2 separate regions of the Homo sapiens genome follow, and region 2 is linked to region 1. A link is an interaction called in ENCODE POLR2A ChIA-PET data of the cell type or tissue named here. Cell type or tissue: OCI-LY7. All regions are shown on one strand. Links, peaks and the distances in the headings refer to the core of each region. The heading gives the core; the rest is flanking DNA.

The links. Peaks named below come from ENCODE experiments on the same cell type or tissue, not always from the same donor. Only the 100,000 strongest peaks of a DNase experiment are listed, where the experiment ranks them.
Region 2: POLR2A ChIA-PET joins it to region 1 with 5 read pairs; 2 of 35 experiments call an interaction of 5 or more read pairs at or near these places.

The regions. Positions count from the first base shown.
Region 1 is chr5:50,426,472-50,432,606 of GRCh38, reverse strand. EMB (embigin) reads left to right here. Exons shown (of 9, transcript NM_198449.3): 2 at 4,380-4,463. Among named protein-coding and RNA genes, the nearest start is that of EMB, 12 kb to the left of the region's middle. In OCI-LY7, for the core only: no CTCF peak of the experiment used is centred there; DNase peaks (open chromatin) are centred at 2,366 and 3,866; H3K4me3 peaks cover 2,100 bases; H3K27ac peaks cover 3,385 bases.
Region 2 is chr5:50,361,930-50,369,198 of GRCh38, reverse strand. No RefSeq gene overlaps it. Among named protein-coding and RNA genes, the nearest start is that of EMB, 76 kb to the left of the region's middle. In OCI-LY7, for the core only: no CTCF peak of the experiment used is centred there; no DNase peak of the experiment used is centred there.

The sequences.
Region 1 (6,135 bases), core at 1,136-6,135:
GTGTTGTGTATAATCAGTATTTTACTTAGTAATTAGGTATTTTAAAGCTAAGTTTTAACCATATCATGGCTTAAGTGGCCTTTACAATTTGGCATGGGATCACATGGTTATATATAACATTGCTTCCATGAAGAAATATATTCTTATTTCCAAATCTCTATTTTATGAATAATATGTAATATTCATTCCTATCAGTGTTTCTGTAATTGGGTTGCACATTTATAATGCTGTATATCAGAATGTTAAAATTAAGTACTGCATGTTGATAGCAATCAGTATAGAGATGAGAAAGATAAAGAATAATATTTATTCTAATAGTTGCTTCTTACATTTTTTTCTTAATGAAGTTCAGACCCTTCCAAGATTTTAACATATAATAAAGGGATTTTGGGGGCTTTAGAGAGAATGTTTATTCTTAATCAGAGATGTAGTTGCATTTATTTCCTGATTTAAAAAAGCAAATCTTAAGACCCAATGCAGTTTTCTAGTGTTACTTATTTTTCTTCCCAACTTACTTCAATTAAATGAAGTCCTCAAAATGAAATATGTGAAAATGTTACCTTAATACCTTTAAGTAGAATTATAGCATGTTTATTTCACTTGAAAGTGTTAATAGAATAAATTATATGCCCTTCTAGCAACACATTTTAAAATATAATATGTGAAAAACATTTAAGTAGAGACCATTTTGCTATTTCACAGAAAATTATAACAGGTGAAAATTAAGATGTTACTCACTTCTTTGATGCAGTAGTCTTATGCCTCAACTGCCCTGCAAAGAGAGAAAAAAGTCTTTTAATCTCTTGAGCAACTATTTGATGTTACTCTTTCATGTTGATATTTTTGTCTCTACCTGTAAAAGAATGCTATATGGAAATTTTCCAGCAATGATTAAGAAAGGGTGAGTTTGATAACTTGAGAAATGCATGTTATGATCTTGGCATCATCACTCATATTTATACAACTTTTCTGATCCTCATTTTTTTTCCCTATCAGATGAGGTTTACAGTGGAGACATATTTTCAAAGCACTGAGCTGGGCATATGGCGTTTGGAAACCCTAAGTAACAGTCAGTGACAGAATTTGGATTAAGACCCCAAATTCCTTCCTCTCCATTTTATACTTCTTTTTGTGACTCAGCCTAATCCTTTTAGGGAAGTATTCAAACCACATCTGCCTGAGTCTCCTGCCAATTTCCTTTAAACCCCAATGTTAGCTGAATCAGCCTCCTGCCAGCTGTCCTCCAACTGAAAGCAATAAGGTTTACATTCTCACTTTTTTGGTTAAAAAAATCTTGCCTAAACAAAGAACTTCTTTTACTGTCCTAATACCTTCTGTAGGTTGCCCTGCTTTTCCACTTAAGGCATTTCTGTATATTGCCTCTTTAAGGGACTTTTCCCAAGGCAAAAGTCACACAGCAGTTACACGTGTTCTTTTGCACTTGGCACTTTTTCCGTGGAACCTGAAGCTTGACCAAGATTAGTGCCTTAAAGGGAATATGAAGTTAAGGTACTGGTGGTGTTTGGTTTATGGATGTCTGATTGTATTTTTAATATGTGAGCCAGCAATTGTAAATGGCCTCAACAGCTAGTATATTCTGGAAATACCCAGACTTCCCTACCTCTGGAAACTTGGTGTTTCCTTCCTTTCCTATCCTTCAACTGTCATCAGCTTAGATTCTGCCAAAGCCAAACTTAGACTCATTTTCTCTCCTTGTTCTAACACAGGTCCCTGTTGAGCCCATCCATGACAAGTCCTAGTGATCAGTAAGGGAGAATAGCCCCAGCATTGGAGCTCATCTTCCTGGAATTATCTTCACCCTTCTTCCACCTCCAGGCTCAGGCTTCATACTCTAGCTCATGTGCCAATTTGTATAAAATATACTGGCTATAGTCAGTTATATACTGACTATAACTGTAACTATATATACAGTTATATATTAATGCATAGTTATATACTATGCATTAATGGGTGCTGCTCGAAATTTTAATGACTCTCAATCTCAAATTATGGACCCAAACCCCTACTATTATGATCCACATAGCCCTTTAAGGACCAAGTTTGCCCAGCTTCATATTCTCCATCAGTACCAAGTGTGCATGAGATACTGTGTATATTCACTTACTTAAGTGGAATAGGAATAAGAATGACAGAAAGCATTTTTTCTTTAGTTTATGTCACTCTTATTGTTACTGATACTGTGAACCATAATAATAAATGATGCTGGAAATCTCAAAAAGGTTATGGGCTTGTTTCAGGGATAAAGAGTATAATAAGAACCCTTAAGATTGTATTCTGCTGTACAGTGGGGTATCCCTGGGGAGGAAAGCAAAGATATCAAAGCTTACGTTTTGCAGGCTTCACAGAACAGATGATATAGTAGAATAGCGGTTTCCTTCTCATCCACCCCCGCCTGGCTTCCTGTCCATAAGTGAATAGCATCTGCCTTGATCTTCCTGAAATATTTTGTCTTTAATATAACCTCTAAGTATGCTAGCCCCAAGAATGGAAACAAGGAATTTTCATTAGGAAAATAACATTTATGGGAGCCTTTCTTTTAAGCAGTGTGTATATGTGTGTTTGTGTGTGTGTGTGTGTGTGAGAGAGAGAGAGAGAGAGAGAGAGAGAGAGAGAGAGAAAGAGAGTTGGGGAGGGTGAGAGGGAAGAGGAAGAGAGAAAAGGGGTGAAAAGACAGAGAAGGAGGGTGATGGGAGGAGAGGGAGAATGGGAGAATATGGGTACAAATATGAATGAATGAGTGAATGAATTAATGAATGAATGAATACTAGATGTGACTGGAGGAAAGGTTTTGTATACTTGATAGCCTAGTGAGAAACTCAGGACATATTTTCCTATATAATCATTGTGAGAGGGTAGTCTGATTTAATATGTTATTTAAGGACTTTTTTTCTTTTTTTAAAAATTATTATAAGTTCTGAGATACATGTGCAGAATGTGCAGGTTTGTTACGTAGGTATACATGTGCCATGGTGGTTTAGAAAGTGCATTAAACTTCTAAAGCTGTTTTAGAAGTGATTAAACCTTTGGAACACAGCCTATTGGAGAGTTAGGTTCTGCTAGGTACGTTATTTTACTAGGCGATATTGTAAAAGCAATGTTCTAAAGCTAAAGTAACAAAAGTGATCACTAACTTTTACATATAAGAAAATGAAAGAACTGGAAATCTAATCTTGTACTAGAAATAACTTTCTGAGCAGATTATTTTTAAAAAGTGTAATAAAAATGGCTCAGGTTTCATTTAAATTGAATGGGATTTAATTTAAATAATGCAGCCAAGTTTACAATAATAAGCTTTTTTTCCCCCTTCTCTGACTTCTTTGATATATTTGAGTAGTTTCCTGGAAGGTAAGGTCTGGTACTCTAAAATAAAAGGAACAGTAGGCCATGTTGTTGGCCAGGTGTGGTGGCTCATGCCTGTAATCCCAGTACTTCGGGAGGCCGAGGCGGGCGGATCACGAGGTTAAGAGATTGAGACCATCCTGGCCAACATGGTGAAACCCCATCTCTACTAAAAACACAAAAATTAGCTGGGCGTGGTGGCGGGAGCCTGTAGTCCCAGCTACTCGGGAGGCTGAGGCAGGAGAATTGCTTGAACCGGGGAGGCTGAGGTTGCAGAGATCTGAGACCATGCCCCTGCACTCCAGCCTGGGCAACTGAGTGAGACTCCCATCTCAAAATAAAAATAAAAATAAAAATAAAAATAAATAAAATAAATAAAGTAACTTCGAAGAGAGTGAGAGAGGTGGAAATAGAAACCTTGTTTCTTTAATTAAAGTTTTCAAAAGGAGAGAGAAGTGACAGAGGCAGAGGAAACTGAAAGTCAGGTGTTAGAGGGCATGCCTCTTGGTAACCGTAGCTAGAAAACAAATAGCAACCCAAACTGGCCCGTCAGCCATTTTATCTTCTCTGTTCCCTGGTGCCCAGTGCTATCTATTTTTTTTTTTAATTCTCTTTATTAAGGTCTGCCTGTCGCTCTTCTTTCATCTTCTCTCTCTGCCTCTTCATATCTTTCCATTTTCTGGCTCTCTCATCTGATTCCTTGGTATCTTCAGTTTATTTATGTTTTGTAAAGAAACTATAATAGTAGAATAAAAATGGAAGGCGTTATTTAAAAAAAGCCATCTGATGTAAGTCAGTAGGGATTTTTAGGTTAAAAAAGAAAAAAAATCAGAATTTTTTTCACATTTAATAGCCTAATATATCTCTAAATGTCTTTGAAGTATATAAGACTTTGAGCTTCCTGAAAACACAGTTTTTCATTAATAGTTCACAACAGTGTTTTAGCTGTTTCAAAGTAGTTTTTAGATAGTCATTTACTCTTGATAAGAGTGTGTAATCATGTGTTCTTTCTCTTATAGATTCGCCTTTTACAAGTCCACCTCTCAGAGAAGAAATAATGGCAAATAACTTTTCCTTGGAGAGTCATAACATATCACTGACTGGTAAATGTATCATGTTTCAAATAATGCAATTCGAAAAAAAGGGTTTAAGCAATTTTTCTTAAACAAAGCTACTGCTTTTTGCTTTGCGAAGTGGTAATCCCTGTTCCTGGCCTGGTGGGAAAACATACCAGTAGTGAGCTGGGAATCTAATGTGGTGAGGACGTTTTACTGGGGGCGCACAAAGGAGGAAAATATACCAGACATGCCAAGGCTAAGAATGGCTCCCCAGAAAATGGATACCTGAGAAAAGGGAGAATCAATTTTGATTTGCAGATACTCTTATGTTTTCATTAATTCTTGCTGGTACATCCATTACATCACTCTAGGTCAAGAAGAGAATTTGTGTATCTGTTGGAAAACCTTTAGCCAGAGAAATTAAAGATGATATCAAATGAGTCACTGTGCTAAGGAGAAGCAAGCAAGGAACTCCAACATGGCAAAACCCTGTCTCTACTACAAATACAAAAATTAGCTGGGGATGGTTGTGGACACCTGTAGTCCCAGCTACTTGGGAGGCTGAGGCAGGAGAATCACTTGAACCCAGGAGTTGGAGGTTTCAGTGAGCCGAAGTTGAGCCACTGCACTCCAGCCTGGGGGACAGAGTGAGACTCTGTCAAATAATAATAATAATAATATAATAATAATAATAATAATGTCTTCATTTAACTTTGGATTTGTTTTTGACAAAGATTTGTCATTAATTTAGAAACATTAGATCTCAGAGTTGGGCACTGAATGGTTACATTTCCATGTAGGTTGTTGCTCTAGTGCCTTCCCATCAAAAAGTTTGGTCTTAGAAACTACCTTTGCTGAACTACAGAATTTAAATTTGAAGATATATTTATAATTTTTAGTGTCAATGTAAAATAAAAATATCGAGATGAATCTCTAAACAAAATGTTTTATTTGGTAGAACAGAATTGGAGTTCAGGGCTTACACAGAGAGTGGAATGGTCTTCAGTATGACTGAAAACCAAAGAGAAGTTTAGAGGTTTTATTAGAGAGAAATGTTATATATTGTTTTGGAAGAAAACTCATTAGCACTAGCAAAGTTTTTGGGAGCTAACAAGTTCTGACTGGTGAGTGATGGTGGTGGGTAAATTAGTCTTAGAGTCATGGTGGTTTGTTTCAGAAGCTGCTAGGTAAAACTGGTCTTAAAGTTATACCAGGTCATTTCAGCAGCTAGCTTGCAGTATTAGCCCCGGGCAGGTGCTTTGTGTCCTAAGTGTTTTTTTTTTTTTTTTTCTTTTTTACTGGGTCTCTGGACTCTAATTTAGTTGAAAATGACAAGATAACTCCAATTCCTGATTATCAATTTTTACCTTATGAACCATAGACTTTCTTCTTACTGCTGTTAAGATTTTTAACCTACTATTTGTAAATGGAGTGTTTTCATATTTTCATAACATTGATATGTATCAATATTGATTTTATCATTATTCATTGTTGTCTAGAAACAATACTTATAACATTTCTATGTTGTTACTTATTATTTTCTCTTTCCCTCTGGCCATTGTCGAAGTTAATCTCTCTGTTAGGATAAAATGTATCTTGTAGAGAGATTCAAATACAATACGTTAATTGTAAATTTTGGACCAGAAAGATTTTGGTCTGGCTCTTGACATACATACTTATCCAAAGATTCTCGAGACTGGAAAACATATGGATTCTT
Region 2 (7,269 bases), core at 1,308-6,307, 64 kb after region 1:
AGTTAGCTCTTCTTGTTGAATTGATCCCTTTACCATGATGTAAGGGCCTTCTTTATCTCTTTTGATCTTTGTTGGTTTAAAGTCTGTTTTATCAGAGACTGGGATTGCAACCCCTGCCTTTTTTTGTTCTCCATATACTTGGTAGATCTTCCTCCAATCCTTTATTTTGAGACTATGTGTGTCTCTGCATGTGAGATGGGTTTCCTGAATACAGCACACTGGTGGGTCTTGACTCTTTATCCAATTTACCAGTCTGTGTCTTTTAATTGGAACATTTAGCCCACTTACATTTAAGGTTAATATTGTTATGTGTGAATTTGATCCTGTCATTATGATGTTAGCTGGTTATTTTGCTCATTAGTTGACGCAGTTTCTTCCTAGCCTCAAAAGTCTTTACAATTTGACATGTTTTTGCAGTGACTGGTTTCGGTTTTTCCTTTCCATGTTTAGTACTTCCTTCAGGAACTCTTTTAGGGCAGGCCTGGTGGTGACAAAATCTCTCAGCATTTGCTTTTCTGTGAAGTATTTTATTTCTCCTTCCCTTATGAAGCTTAGTTTGGCTGGATATGAAATTCTGGGTTGAAAATTCTTTTCTTTAAGAATGTTGAATATTGGCCCCCACTCTCTTCTGGCTTGCCTAGTTTCTGCCGAGAGATCCGCTGTTAGTGTGATGGGCTTCCCTTTGTGGGTAACCCAACCTTTCTCTCTGGCTGCCCTTAACATTTTTTCCTTCATTTCAACTTTGGTGACTCTGACAATTATGTGTCTTGGAGTTGCTCTCCTCGAGGAGTATCTTTGTGGCATTCTCTGTATTTCCTGAATTTGAATGTTGGCCTGCCTTGCTAGATTGGGGAAGGTCTCCTGGATAATACCCTGCAGAGTGCTTCCCAACTTGGTTCCATTCACCCCATCACTCTCAGGTACACCAATCAGATGTAGATTCGGTCTTTTCACATAGTCCTATATTTCTTGGAGGCTTTGTTCATTTCTTTTTATTCTTTGTTCTCTAAACTTCTCACTTCATTTCATTCATTTCATCTTCCATCATTGATACCCTTTCTTCCACTTGATCGAATCAGCTACTGAGGCTTGTGCATTCATCACGTAGTTCTTGTGCCTTGGTTTTCAGCTCCATCAGTCCTTTAAGGACCTCTCTGCATTGGTTATTCTAGTTAGCCATTTGTTTACTTTTTTTTCAAGCTTTTTAAGTTCTTTGGCATGGGTTCGAACTTCCTCCTTTAGCTTGGGGTAGTTTGATCATCTGAAGCCTTCTTCTCTCAACTTGTCAAAATCATTCTCCATCCAGCTTTGTTCCATTGCTTGTGAGGAGCTGCATTCCTTTGGAGGAGGAGAGGTGCTCTGATTTTTAGAGTTTCCAGTTTTTCTGCTCTGTTTTTTCCCCATATCTGTGGTTTTATCTACCTTTGGTCTTTGATGATGGTGATGTACAGATGGGGTTTTGGTGTGGATGTCCTTTCTGTTTGTCAGTTTTCCTTCTAACAGTCAGGACCCTCAGCTGCAGGTCTGCTGGAGTTTGCTGGAGGTCCACTCCAGACTTGTTTGCCCGGGTATCAGCAGCGGAGGCTGCAGAACAGCAGATATTGGTGAACCGCAAATGTTGCTGCCTGATCATTCCTCTGGAAGTTTTGTCTCAGAGGAGTACCCGGGTGTGTGAGGTGTCATTCTGCCCCTACTGGGGGGTGCCTCCCAGTTAGACTACTTGGGGGTCAGGGACCCACTTGAGGAGGCAGTCTGTCCTTTCTCAGATCTCCAGCTGCATGCTGGGAGAGCCACTACTCTTTTCAAGGCTGTCAGACAGGGACATTTAAGTCTGCAGAGGATTCTGCTGCCTTTTGTTTGGCTGTGCCCTGCCCCTAGAAGTTGAGTCTACAGAGGCAGGCAGGCCTCCTTGAGCTGCGGTGGGCTTCATCAAGTTTGAGTTTCCTGGCCACTTTGTTTACCTACTCAAGCCTTGGCAATGGTGGGTGCCCCTCCCCCAGCCTCGCTGCCACCTTGCAGTTCGATCTCAGACTGCTGTGCTAGCAATGAGCAAGGCTCCGTGGGCATAGGACCCTCTGAGCCAGGCGCGGGATATAATCTCCTGGTGTGCTGTTTGCTAAGACCATTGGAAAACTGCAGTGTTAGGTTGGGAGTGACCCGATTTTCCAGGTGCTGTCTGTCACCCCTTTCTTTGACTAGGAAAGGGAATTCACTGACCCCTTTCACTTCCCTCACCCTTCTTTGGCTCACACTCGGTGCACTGCACCCACTGTCCTACACCCACTTTCTGACACTCCCCAGTGAGACGAACCCAGTACCTCAGTTGGAAATGCAGAAATCACCCATCTTCTGTGTCGCTCATGCTGGGAGCTGTAGACTAGAGCTGTTCCTATTTGGCCATCTTGGTTCCACCCCTCCCAGTTCACTAATTCTTTCTTCTGCTTGATTAAATATGCTTTTGAACACTTACATTGAATATTTTATTTCAGCTGTATTCTTCAGTTCCAGAATTTTTGTTTTGTTCTTTAAAGAAATACTTCTATTACTTTGTTTACATTCTTAATTTACTTATGTATTATTTTTCAGAATTTATTTAACTGTCTGTGTTCTCTTGCAACTCCTGAGCCTCTTGAAGATGACTATCTTGAATTCTTTGTCAAATAGTTTTTATATCTCCCTTTCTTTAGGATCCATTACTGGAGATTTGTTTTCTTTATTTGATTGTATCATGCTTTCCTGATCTTTTCCTATTTTTTGTAGCTTTGTATTGACGTCTACACATTTGAAGAAACAACTAGCTCTTCTAGTAATTCTCCATAGACTGGCTTTGACAGAAAAAAGTTTCCTGATCAGCCTGGCTAGGGATTCCAGGCCTGTGTTCCTAGCTGCCCGGGCATCCAGTCTTTTTATTTTTAAAGCCCATGGTTTCTTGCTCCTGCTGGTGTTAGAATATGTCAGTTCCTTTAGTGCTCAGTGTAAGGCAAGAGAGGCACTGGCTCCTTGAGTAGTGTGCTGAAAGGCCAGGGACATTGGAGTCACAGGATATTAGAGTCATGTCCCATTCATGTTCTTTCCTGAGGGAGAAGTCTCAGTTCTGTACGGTTTCCAATCTTGCAGATCTGTGCTAGCTGTAGGGGCGTGCCCACCCCTTTTTCTTTGTTCCAAGCTGTTCCAGTAATCTGAAGTATGCTGCTTCGTTCAGCACTTTGTATGAGGTAACACTGAAACTGGCCTCTTGTGGAGCGTATTGAAAAGCTGGGAAGTTAGGCTTATGGTTCACCCTCTCTTTACTCCCTTTGTAGAAGTCATGGGCCAGGCGATCTCTCTCTCTGCTGAGCTGTGCCAGTTTGGGGGAAAGGCTGATGTGGATAAAGTGAAATTACTCATATCCATTTCAGTGTGGCTCTTCTTGGTTTTGTGCTCATGTGGTGTGCTGCAACTCTTTACCTACATTGTAGACTTCTCATAACGGTATTTTCATGTATATATTATTGTTTGCTGTTTCTCTGGGGGAACTAAACGCTAGGACTTCCTATTCTTCCATCTTGTGGGCATCAGTCTTTCCAAGTTTATTTTTAATGTTATGAAAGTACACAGAGATGACAGAAGCTGTAAATCTGTTTATAAAGAGGAAACCACAGTTAAGAAAACTAATCCTTGGCAATGAAACATCAATTTCTGTTCTTACACTTATTAAGTAGTGCCTTACTATTTTCTGTTATTCTGAGCTTAATAATTCCTGGTGAAATACAATTCGAGCTCAGATCTCAAAACTTTTTCATTAAAATCTGTTGTAGAAAGAAACAATGATGTTCCCTTATATAATGGGAACAGGCATCATTTCATTTTTGGCTATTAATCTGACTCTAAAACATATGAAATTCATCTGTCATTCTTACTTTTCTGTTTTAATTATATCAATTTGCCAAAGTACTAAATGTTTATGTCTGTGTATCCCTGTGTACACAGAGTAAATGGGCATCAATTAATGTAATAGTATGTTTCAGAAAAGCAATCAGTATCCGTAAGATTGACCTTAGGCTGGAAGCTTCCCAGTCCAAATGACTGCTGTTAAAAGAAGACAGGAGCTGAATGTCCTTGCATTTGGCTGACTTAAGAAAGAAGGATGCCAAACAAATGAACTATGACACAATTGAATTTTTGCTAATTCCTGAGAACTGTGGCAAAATGTTTTCCTTTCATAACCTTTGAACTGCTAAGATCATAAATAAGAACTTAGATGTTTGGTTTTTTTTTTACCAATTTTCCTTTTACACTACACACAATAGAATGTGGTTGCAATTGGTATGTTATATCTGCCAGAACTGTTGCTAACAAGTATCTAGTGAGGGATCGGGCATCAGCCATCATTTGCTTTAGCCTAAGAAATACCAAGAACTGGCCTGGTGCCGTGGCTCATGCCTTTAATCCGAGCACTTTGGGAGGCCAAGATGGGTGTATCACCTGAGGTCAGGAGTTCAAGGCCAGCCTGGGCAACATGGTGAAACCCTGTCTCTACTAAAAATACAAAAATCAGCTGGGCACGGTGGCATGTGCCTGTAATCCCAGCTACTCGGGAGGCTGAGCCAGGAGAATTGCTTGAGCCCAGGAAGTGGAGAGAGAATCTGTCTCAAAAAAAAAAAAAAAAAAGAAAAAGAAAAAAATACCAAGAACTTACACTTGAGGAAGGAAGTTAAGTATTTAGAGACATCATAATTTAGAGCTAGTGTGTTTTCTTAGAATTAGGTCACAGTTGGATTGAGAGAAAAATACCTTTTTATTCTCATGTTTCTTCCATAGGATTTTCTCTATTCCAAATTCTCGTTTTGTAATTTTGAAAGACAGAGTAGGAATTGTAAAAATGTGAAGAAGAAAATTATTGAATTTTAATGATGTAGAACATTATTTTCGTGTCATTTAACCTCTTATTCTATAACAATGCACAAGTGCTTTTGCGATAAAGGTATTCTAAAATATTCCTTGCTGATTTTTTTTTTTTTTTTTTTTTTTTTTTAGTTTTTGTTTGTACAAGGCCCTTGGCACAACTTAAGATTCAATTAACATTATTAAGACACATATTTTGTATATGTTATTTCATTCAAATCATGGGAATGAGTGTAAATGCTATTTAAAAGATTTGTTTCTGCCTTCTACAAATATTTATGGAGGGTTCACTTTGCTTAGCAGTGTGCTGGTTACTGGGAATACATGGATAAATGAGGCAGTTCCTGTCTTTAAAGAATGTACAGGCTTGTGCTGGGTAAAAAGCAATAATTTTCAGTATAATGTGAAAAATGCTCTTTTTTTTAAATGAATGATCTCTGGTATATAAATAGAAAGAATATATAAGGGAGATCTTACCTACGTAGACTTCTTTAAAATGGAATGACCTCCCACATGCTTTAGTGCAGAAATGAACACTTTCTCAAATTCTGAGGCGTAACAATTTCTAAAATTTTTTCAGAGTTCTGGCTCTTGTGTCAGGTCCTTCTGATTTGCCCCTCCAACTTTGTTATTATTATATGGCACTGCTGTCTCAGCTATATCACCTGGGTTAATTGCCACTATTTTGGGCACATCCATACCAAGAGACCAGCTCTCTGAATTTTGGAAAGGGACTCTACTTTCTCTCTGACTGCCTTATCCTAATATGTGGAATAGTCCCTTTTCCTTACTTCTTCATGACCTAGAGAACATTTGTCAAGATTTTACCGAAGGCTTGACCACACACTAGAAGAAAATACAGCATAGAAAATAATTCACAATTATTACACAGTTGCAGCCCTATACTGCAGAGTTTTTATCAGCCCCACGTCTTCCTGTTTACATCCAGGTTGCCTCCACCAATGTGGGAACTACCTGTGTCTCACTGATTCTAGGCCGAATGTCCAAAACATTTAGAGAAAATGAAAGATGTTCACACTTCTCAGCTATAGTGCACCTCTTGAGGCTCTTTAGGAATTTTCTTCCCCAGGATTGAGAATCTGTCCAGTATAATTGACTGTGGGAATATTCATGAGGGAAATTTCTACTCCCATCCATAACACACTTATATCCAAACATTTCCACAGTAGTGTGAAATCAGTATATTTCCAGAATTTTGAATTACATAATGTTAGATAGTATCATGTTGAGTCAAAAATTGTCCAGGTCAGGTTGCGGTGTAACAGTCACTTTCCCATTAAAAAAACTGAACTTAGGGTCTAATATCAGCAAAATTCTCCTGTTTTCTGTATGTAAAACTCACAGAACAACATAAGAATTCACCAAGTAACACTCTGAAGATTCTTCGGGGGTCCTTTAACAAACTGACCATCGAAATGATAATCAGTGTCTTATCAGTTTACCAGCCTAACTGTATCCTGGATGTCCTGTGTGTAGTACATAGGATGTATACTTTATGATATTATAAGAATAGTATAAGAACATTTTGTGGGTAAGTACCTGTACCTGGAACAGTTATTGGTCTAGGAGATAGCATCGTAAACAAATTGAAGTGCCTACCCTCATGGAACTTACCTTCTAACAGAGAAGACAGATGAAGTAAAAGACAAATAAAATATATAATATATTAGCTGAGATTAATAAGTACACAAAAGAAGTAGCAGGCAAAGAAAGACTAACTTGTGCTTTTATTTAATATATGGTGACTAGAAGGCATTTCTGGAAAAGATCCAAGCCGAGATCAGACTAAACTTATGTGAGTATCTGGGGAAAGAGCATTGCAGTCTGAAGGGGAGAAAGGACAACCTTATGGTGTGGTGTGCTCTAAGGAGCAGCAAGAAGTTTGGCATAGCTGTACTAGAATGAATGAGGATGAAGGTTAGGAAATAACAAGGCCAAGGACTGAGTCATATAGGAACATACAAGCCATGAAGAAGATTTTAAATTTCCCTCTCAATTTTGTGAAAAGTTAGAATTAGGCATCAATGAAATATATACGTATACAGACACACAGACAAACACACACACATATATGGAAGTGAATGAATCTTCTATCTTTCAATGAGTATCTCATTAGAGTAGGGGTACAGAAAAATATTTCTACATTTTTTATTGACTGTGTTTTTTGAAGTAAATATTAAGTGAATAATCAAGGCAATAAAAACTTGAGGAAGTAGGGTCAGTAACTGATATTTGTCCAGTTCCAAAGTAAACCTTATAACTTATATATCTTATAAATACATATCTATTAAACCATTACTAAGATGATCTTGATAGAATTTAGATTACTATCATAGACTTCTAGCTGGTCTCCTTGCTTCAACT